Regions from separate parts of the Homo sapiens genome. Here region 1 is linked to region 2. A link is a contact called in ENCODE Hi-C data. All regions are on one chromosome and are shown on one strand. The core of a region is the stretch at or near the end of the contact, and the rest is flanking DNA. Distances in the headings are between cores, read along the strand shown. Region 1 overlaps WWTR1 (WW domain containing transcription regulator 1). Region 2 has its middle 24 kb from the start of CP.

What was found. A loop is a pair of places that touch in the nucleus more often than their neighbours do. Pooled maps may share reads with other maps.
Region 1: a loop to region 2 is called in a pooled map, with 2.9 times the contacts of the local background. The contact joins two enhancer-like sites. A Hi-C loop is called at or near these places in 2 of 37 single-sample maps with no recorded cell type and 2 of 50 pooled maps.

Annotation. Positions count from the first base shown.
Region 1 is chr3:149,585,446-149,588,622 of GRCh38, forward strand. All of the region lies in intron 2 of WWTR1 (WW domain containing transcription regulator 1), which reads right to left. Among named protein-coding and RNA genes, the nearest start is that of WWTR1-IT1, 65 kb to the right of the region's middle. Within about 2 kb of position 1,591, at least 6 of the 41 ENCODE cell types and tissues checked have a DNase peak (open chromatin) inside an H3K27ac peak, as active enhancers do.
Region 2 is chr3:149,243,691-149,247,316 of GRCh38, forward strand. It overlaps the pseudogene CPHL1P. Among named protein-coding and RNA genes, the nearest start is that of CP, 24 kb to the left of the region's middle. Within about 2 kb of position 2,186, at least 7 of the 41 ENCODE cell types and tissues checked have a DNase peak (open chromatin) inside an H3K27ac peak, as active enhancers do.

The DNA.
Region 1 (3,177 bases), core at 341-2,840, 340 kb after region 2:
TTTCATATAGTCGAGTAGTTAAGTAACAATTGACTCAGAGACAAAAATATTCTTAAAACACAGGTCTAGCTAACCACAAGTCTCACATAGTTCCCCCACCAGCACCCCACAATTTTTTTTTTTTTGCATTCTAATAATAGCAACTCTCAGATTCAGTGTGAGAGGCAGCCAAAGCTGCGATTCCTTTACTGCCCTTGTTGGTAATGAGTGCCTTGGTGGTAATGAGCATCTCATGTCAGCACAAGATTTTCTCTCCCATTTAAAGTAGAAAGGGGACTTCAGCTTGCAGTAAAAAGCACAGTAAGATTGAATGCAAGCAAAAGAATATGTAATGGATTTCCATTTTTCCTAATAAAGAAATGCTCAAGAAGTTTTAATCTAATTTAATTTTTCTAATAATTTACAAGGAGATAATAGTTCCAAAATGTGAGGGGACATACCAGGTACAGAAATGCAGGAAGCCTTGAAGGTTCTATGACTTCAACTAATGGAAAAACAGATTTAGCCTAAAAAATGCTGTTGTTTTTAAACAAGTATGTTTATGCAAACTCCAAACAGTAAGTATCTTTGTACCCACAAGTGGATGTTAATAAAAAATACATGATTGATTTAATTTTTTACTTAACAAAGTACAAAAATATGTACCTGTTTCAATTATGACTTCAAACCCCATCCTTCTTCATGAAAGTAGCAGATAAAAATCATATAAAATCAACATCTATTTGTGCGTATATAACTTTTTGTTTTGATATACCTTTAAACTTATAGGAAAGTTGCAAGAATATATACGGCACGGCCATCTACTGATTCACCAACTTTTTTTTTTTTATTTAAGTTAGTAGCATTAGAATAATCACTTGTTTCTAAATGATCCCTCAGTGATAGTAATCCTTTGGCTGGTCACTTTTCTAACTTTGAAGAGAAGTGAGTTTTATTCTGTAACACTCGCAAGATAAAGAAAGATGAAAAAAAGCTAATATAAACCAATTTGAATAACCAAATCGGGAAACCATGTGTGATATTGTGATATATTAAGAAATAAATCTCTGTCACCATTGCCGATCTAGAGTTCCTATAACCCTTGTAGATAGGGGTGCTAGGAGAATCTTTGGTTTTAATATTTGGTCTTTGACTTCGGCTCCTGACACAGAGCTTCTAATCCCTTGGAATTTTCTGGGTGATAGGAACTTCTCTTGTTTTAATGAGGTGACTGTTGGTGGGCTCCTACATAGCCTTAGGAAGGGGCTGGTTGCCAGGGGGAACCAACCACATGGCTGGAGGATTCGAACTTTCAGTCCCACACCACATCCCAACCTTCAGGGAAGGGAAGAGGGGCTGAAGGATGAGCTGATCACCAGTGATGAAATCAATTATGCCTATGTAATAAAGCCTCCATAAAAATCCATAAGGATAGGGTTCAGAGAGCTTCTGGATAGCTGAACATGTGAAGGCTCCTGGAGGGTGGCACATCCAGAGAGGGTGTGGAAGCTCCAAGTACCTTGTCCTATGTATCTCTTCCACCTGGCTGTTCATCTGAATCCCTTGTAACATTCTTTCTAATAAATGGGTAAAAGTAAGTGAAGTGTCTCCCTGAGTTATGTGAGTCATTCTAGCAAATGGATCAAATCCAAGGAGGGAGTTAGTCAGAAGCACAGGTCACCACCTGTAGCTTGCAATTGGCATCTAAAAAGGTGGGCTGGAGGGGGTGCAGTCTTGTGGGACTAAGCCCTTAGCCTGTGAGATCTGATACTATCTCTGGGTAGGTAGTGTCAGAATTGAATGAAATTACAGGACACCCAGTTGGTGTCTGCTAGGGAATCGGAAGTGCTGTGTTGGATGGTGTGTGAGGGTAAAAAGAAAAAAGTTTGATTTTTTTTTTCCCTTCAGACCTGGTGACACCAAGTTTTTTGATAAAATCTAAAGTAATAACATTTCAGCAGTAATGATGATGACCCCAATGTCCTTCCACTGAAGGAGAAAACAGACCCCACCCAAAAGGTGGGAAGCGCCGGCAGATGATTCCTTTATTTATGGAGCTGCTGATGGTCACACCACGGTGTAATACAAACATTTCTGTCTAAACACTAACTTGGGCAGAGCCACTTTTACACTGTGCCTTGTATTTAATTGACAGGAAGTTTTTCAAAACAGGAGAGAGCTGCCTTACTTTGATTAATGTATTAATTCAACTGGCAACCTCCAAATAAGTTTTCTTAGGAGTAGAGGAAATACGTGCGAATAACATTAAAATGTCCTTCCAGTGCTTGGAATGAATATTCTACTTGTACAGACATAGATTTTGAAGACAAAATTGTAAATAGTAAAATCTCCACCTCACTCTTTATAGAATGTATGATTTAATAAACAAAAGAAAAAATGCAGCTTCAGAAAAATAGCTTTAAAAATGCCCATAAAATGCACACAAAAGAACCTGAAAACTTACGGCGGGTTATTCTCGCATATTACTAGACTTAACTTGGTACCATCTTTCTGAAGAGCAGTATATCAATATGCAACAAAAACCTGGGAAAAGCTTTGATCCAGTAAGTCCATTTGCACAAAGCTTTTATTCCCAGAAAACAATTAGATGGGAATGACAGAGATGGTTGTTGCTTTGGAATATCTGCTCTCCCTTTTTAGGTGCTAAGTATTGCCAAGAGACTAAGTTCTAGACAATGAACAGAAGTGCTGTGTGGGCTTCTGGGAAAGGTTTTTAAACGGAAGCAATAGACATACGTTTCTGCTTCCCACCCTTCCATCTTTTCTCCAGCCTGGCATATGAACGTGATGGCTGGAGCTGCAGCAGACAGCTGGAATTATGAGGAATGGAAGCCACTCAGTAAGAACAACTAAGCAGAAAGGTGCAGCGGAGCCAGCAAACCAGCTCTTGAGTTCCTTAATTCAGATTTCCTTAATGTTAGAGAAATAAATGATCTCATTTCGCATCCCTGTAAATCACAAACATGACTCCAAACCAATACAAGTATGCAGAATGTATGCTTAAGGATGTCCACAGCGGTTTTGTTTCTATCTTTAGTGTATGATGATAGAATGGTTAAACAAATTATGGTACAGTCAGACAGTGGAAGACTGAACAGACATGATAAATTACATGGATCTGTATTTGCTAAAATATATTGTGGGAGTGAACATAATCCCGTTTTGGTAAATAGAACA
Region 2 (3,626 bases), core at 936-3,435:
ACTTAGAAAATTATGGTAGTAAGTTCCTCCTGAAATGACAGCTGATGTTCCTATTTTTACATTGTCTACATAGCTCTAGAAAGCATGAGAATTTGCTGTGCTTGCTAAATCAGTAGTCTGTGGCATATGGGCAAGGTCCAGCACACTGCCTCTGTTACTGCAGCCCATGAGCTAAGAATGGTTTTAAAATTTCTAAATAGTTGAAAAAAAATTTAATAATATTATTTCTTGACATGTTTTATGAGATACAAATTTCAGCATCCATAAATGAAGTTTTTGGCTCTCAGCCACTTTCATTTGTTTTCCTATTGTCTGTGACCACTTTCATTCTACAGTGGCAGAGTAGAGTATGGCTTATGATAGAGACCATGTGGCCTGCAAGCCTAACTTCTTTACTATCTGGCCCTTTGCAGAAAAAATTTGCTGACCCCTGGTCTACATGATCCATACCAGTTATATGTAGTTGAATTCTATAAACAGTGTGGAGCGAGGCCCTTTCATCTGTTTCATTTGTGCAGAGCAACCTGTGGGTTACCATTGGTGAGTCAGTGAGTGAATGTTACCGTGCATTTGGTTGCTGAGTTGAAAATTATCATTTTCCTTGTCCACTTTGTTTGGTTTTGAAGCATAGGTGTTGATACTGTCTTCGAAGTACCAGGATTCATTCTCATCAAATATCATGAAGTGGAGAACACGGTGAACTATGTTGGGGTTGATGTCTTTGCGGCATACAGAGAGAGGGCCTACCAGTCCACTGTGAAGGTCCTGAGGAGGCAAAGCAAGATCGTTCACTGTGGCCACAACTAACATTTTCCCCCACAAAATAAAAGAGGTAGAATCCGGTTTTAGTTTTTAATGAGGTCAAATCCTGAGTTTTTAATTATCAGGATTCTGAGAGTGAAGAACAAAATATTTGACATGCTCAATGTTTGATTGAAGAAAAATTGTAACCTCATTCATTAGAGTTGAAGTCTAAAGAGAACACCAAACCTCTGAAAGGGATTTTAGATACATTTTTCAGTGGATTTAGCTCTATTTTTGACATTTTAATAAAAAAAGAATTTTGGTTTTAATTAGAATTCCTGGCATTGAAGTTGGTTGGCAGGAAGTCTAAAGGAGTTAGTCCCTTCACCTTTGTGCTTTTGCCCCTGCAGCAGCTTTTAGTTGAGAGTCTTGGTTTGTTTGTCTTCATTTTGTTTTTGAATTAAATCTCTGTGTAGATTCTTGTTCCAGGCAGAGTGGGCCAAGATAAGAGTTCAAATAGAATACTTGCACTGTTTTTTTTTTTTTTTAGTGCAAATAAACTTGAACCCTATAGTTGAGGGTTTTAAATATAAACACACACACACATACACCCCCCTACACACACAATATGTATATATATATTTCTTATTAATCATAGAATTATACCATTCTTTATTTATGATTACTATTGTTACTATTATTATTATTTAGAGACCAAGTTTTGCTGTGTCACCTAGGCAATGGAGTGACCATAGCTCAGCATAATCTTGAACTCCTGGACTCAAGCAATCCTCCTACCTCAGCCTCCCGTAGCTAGGACTACAGGCATGTGCCACTGCGCCTGGCTAATTTTAAAATTTTTTGTATAGACATCAGCCACCACATCCAACTGAATTTTAAAATTCTTTAGTGTATGTTGTTTTCTGTAATTCGAATACTATTCAGTGGAACAAAGTATAGTCTATTATTGTATAATTAGATATATTTTTCAATTCACAGTGAGATTATGCAAAGAATTATAAGCCTAAGTAATCATGAGGTAATAGTTTATTTTGCTCTTGAAAAATGCAGACCAATGTAGGAATAAAAGCTGAACAGTAATTAAGTTACTTAATAGAAAGTTTACATGGAACTAAGGTTCTTAAGAGCAATGATAAATACCTTCTTCCTTCCGTTATAATTTCTGGGAGGAGATAGGATAAGAACTGTTATTTGATTTAAAATTTACCTTAGCCACAGATACAGTTGAATAGTAAAACCAAGGTATGCATTCAAAGTCCAGTGAGGTAGGACCAGTTCTATCAGGTATCTGCCAAGTATATATTTGAATCTCTCCTGAAATAGACAAATGAAGTGTATTTAAATAGAGCTTTTAAAATCAGACTTCTTTACGGAGAACCAGACAATGAGCAAACACTAAAGCTATAAAAATAGTAGGCAGCATAGTCCTAGCTTTCACTTCTGGTTTCACTTCTTGCTTTGTGATCTTAGTCAATGTGGCAATTACTCAATGTGACAAAGCCTTGAATCCCTGCTCTGAACATTCCAATGTGTGGATCACATGTACCTCCTCCCTGCCCTCAAGGCTGTGCATATTAGTCCTATTGGATCTTAATTCTATATTCTATATTGCAGTGAAGTTCTTTTGCTCCCTCCCCACCGTAATTCTGTATCTCCCACTTCCACAGATCCATGGGAGTTATAGTCCTATGACATTAACCAACCCCACCTCCAGCTCCCAAATCTGTAACAATCTACTTAGCACTAACCCTTGCCTTCCAGTACATCACACAATGCCTGGCATACAGCAGGTAGAGTACTCAGAAGTGTTTGTGGAATGCATGTAGTAGATCCTTTCTTAACTAATCAGAGCAGTGGACTGACTTGCAAACTCCCTTGATATGAGACTTAACAGACCACAGGACTGCTTTTAAAAACAAAAAGAAACATTTCGCCCACCATCAAAGTCTATTGTCAGTCCCTCTGCTTTACAAATCTTTTCTTTCTGAATTTGGCTTTCATTGATACTCTTAATTTCCAAAACTACTTGTTTTGGTGAGCAACTATAGTGGACATTCTGATGCCACCCCTAGATTCCCAATCAAGAATGAAGAACATTTCACTCCAGCAGGCGTCAGCCTCCTTTAGAGAGAGCCTTGGCTGAAGAAAGCTACCTTGCTCAAGATTGCATCTAATGACTGCTTCAGGGACATAACAGCCCAGCTCTCTCACTCCAGCTTAGGAAAGCTGAAGGTCACCCTATCTTCAGAACTGTGTTGGCTGTGACTTCTGTTGAGGCTGCATCTCTGCTTAACCTCACTCCCTGTCCAATCCTACTCATTTCTCATTCTTTCCATATTAGTTGATTCCAAGAGCACTATCTACACACAAATCCTCATATCACAGTCTGCTTACTGGGCATTTTTAAGTAAAATATATTAATGTTCTTCTGAGTTAATTATGTTGAATGGCATGCTGTATAGCAGTGATTCCATTCCACGGAAATGTTAATACATGGGGTCCATCATTTCCTCTTATTGGCTCAATCCTCCCCCACTTTCTCACATATTGCATCTTGTACTCAACTCCTACTTTAGCACTTTAGTTGGAGAGATTGTATATAGTATAAGAATACCTGGCAGCTGGACAGGTACAGCGGTGGGAGGGAGGGTGGACCTAGAGGAGAAATTCATACACTGGGGAGGTAGGCCCTGAAGACCAAACCTTCACTTCACAGTTTTGCTCATGGTGCCCCAGCCTGGAAGTAAACTTGACTTGCAGAAGGAACTCCCCCGCCAAATGCTTTCTTCAGGCTCATCTTACTAGTCCACTCGTCTCTCTCATCTGGAACTGCACCCATATATTTAAAAGAACATTAGCCT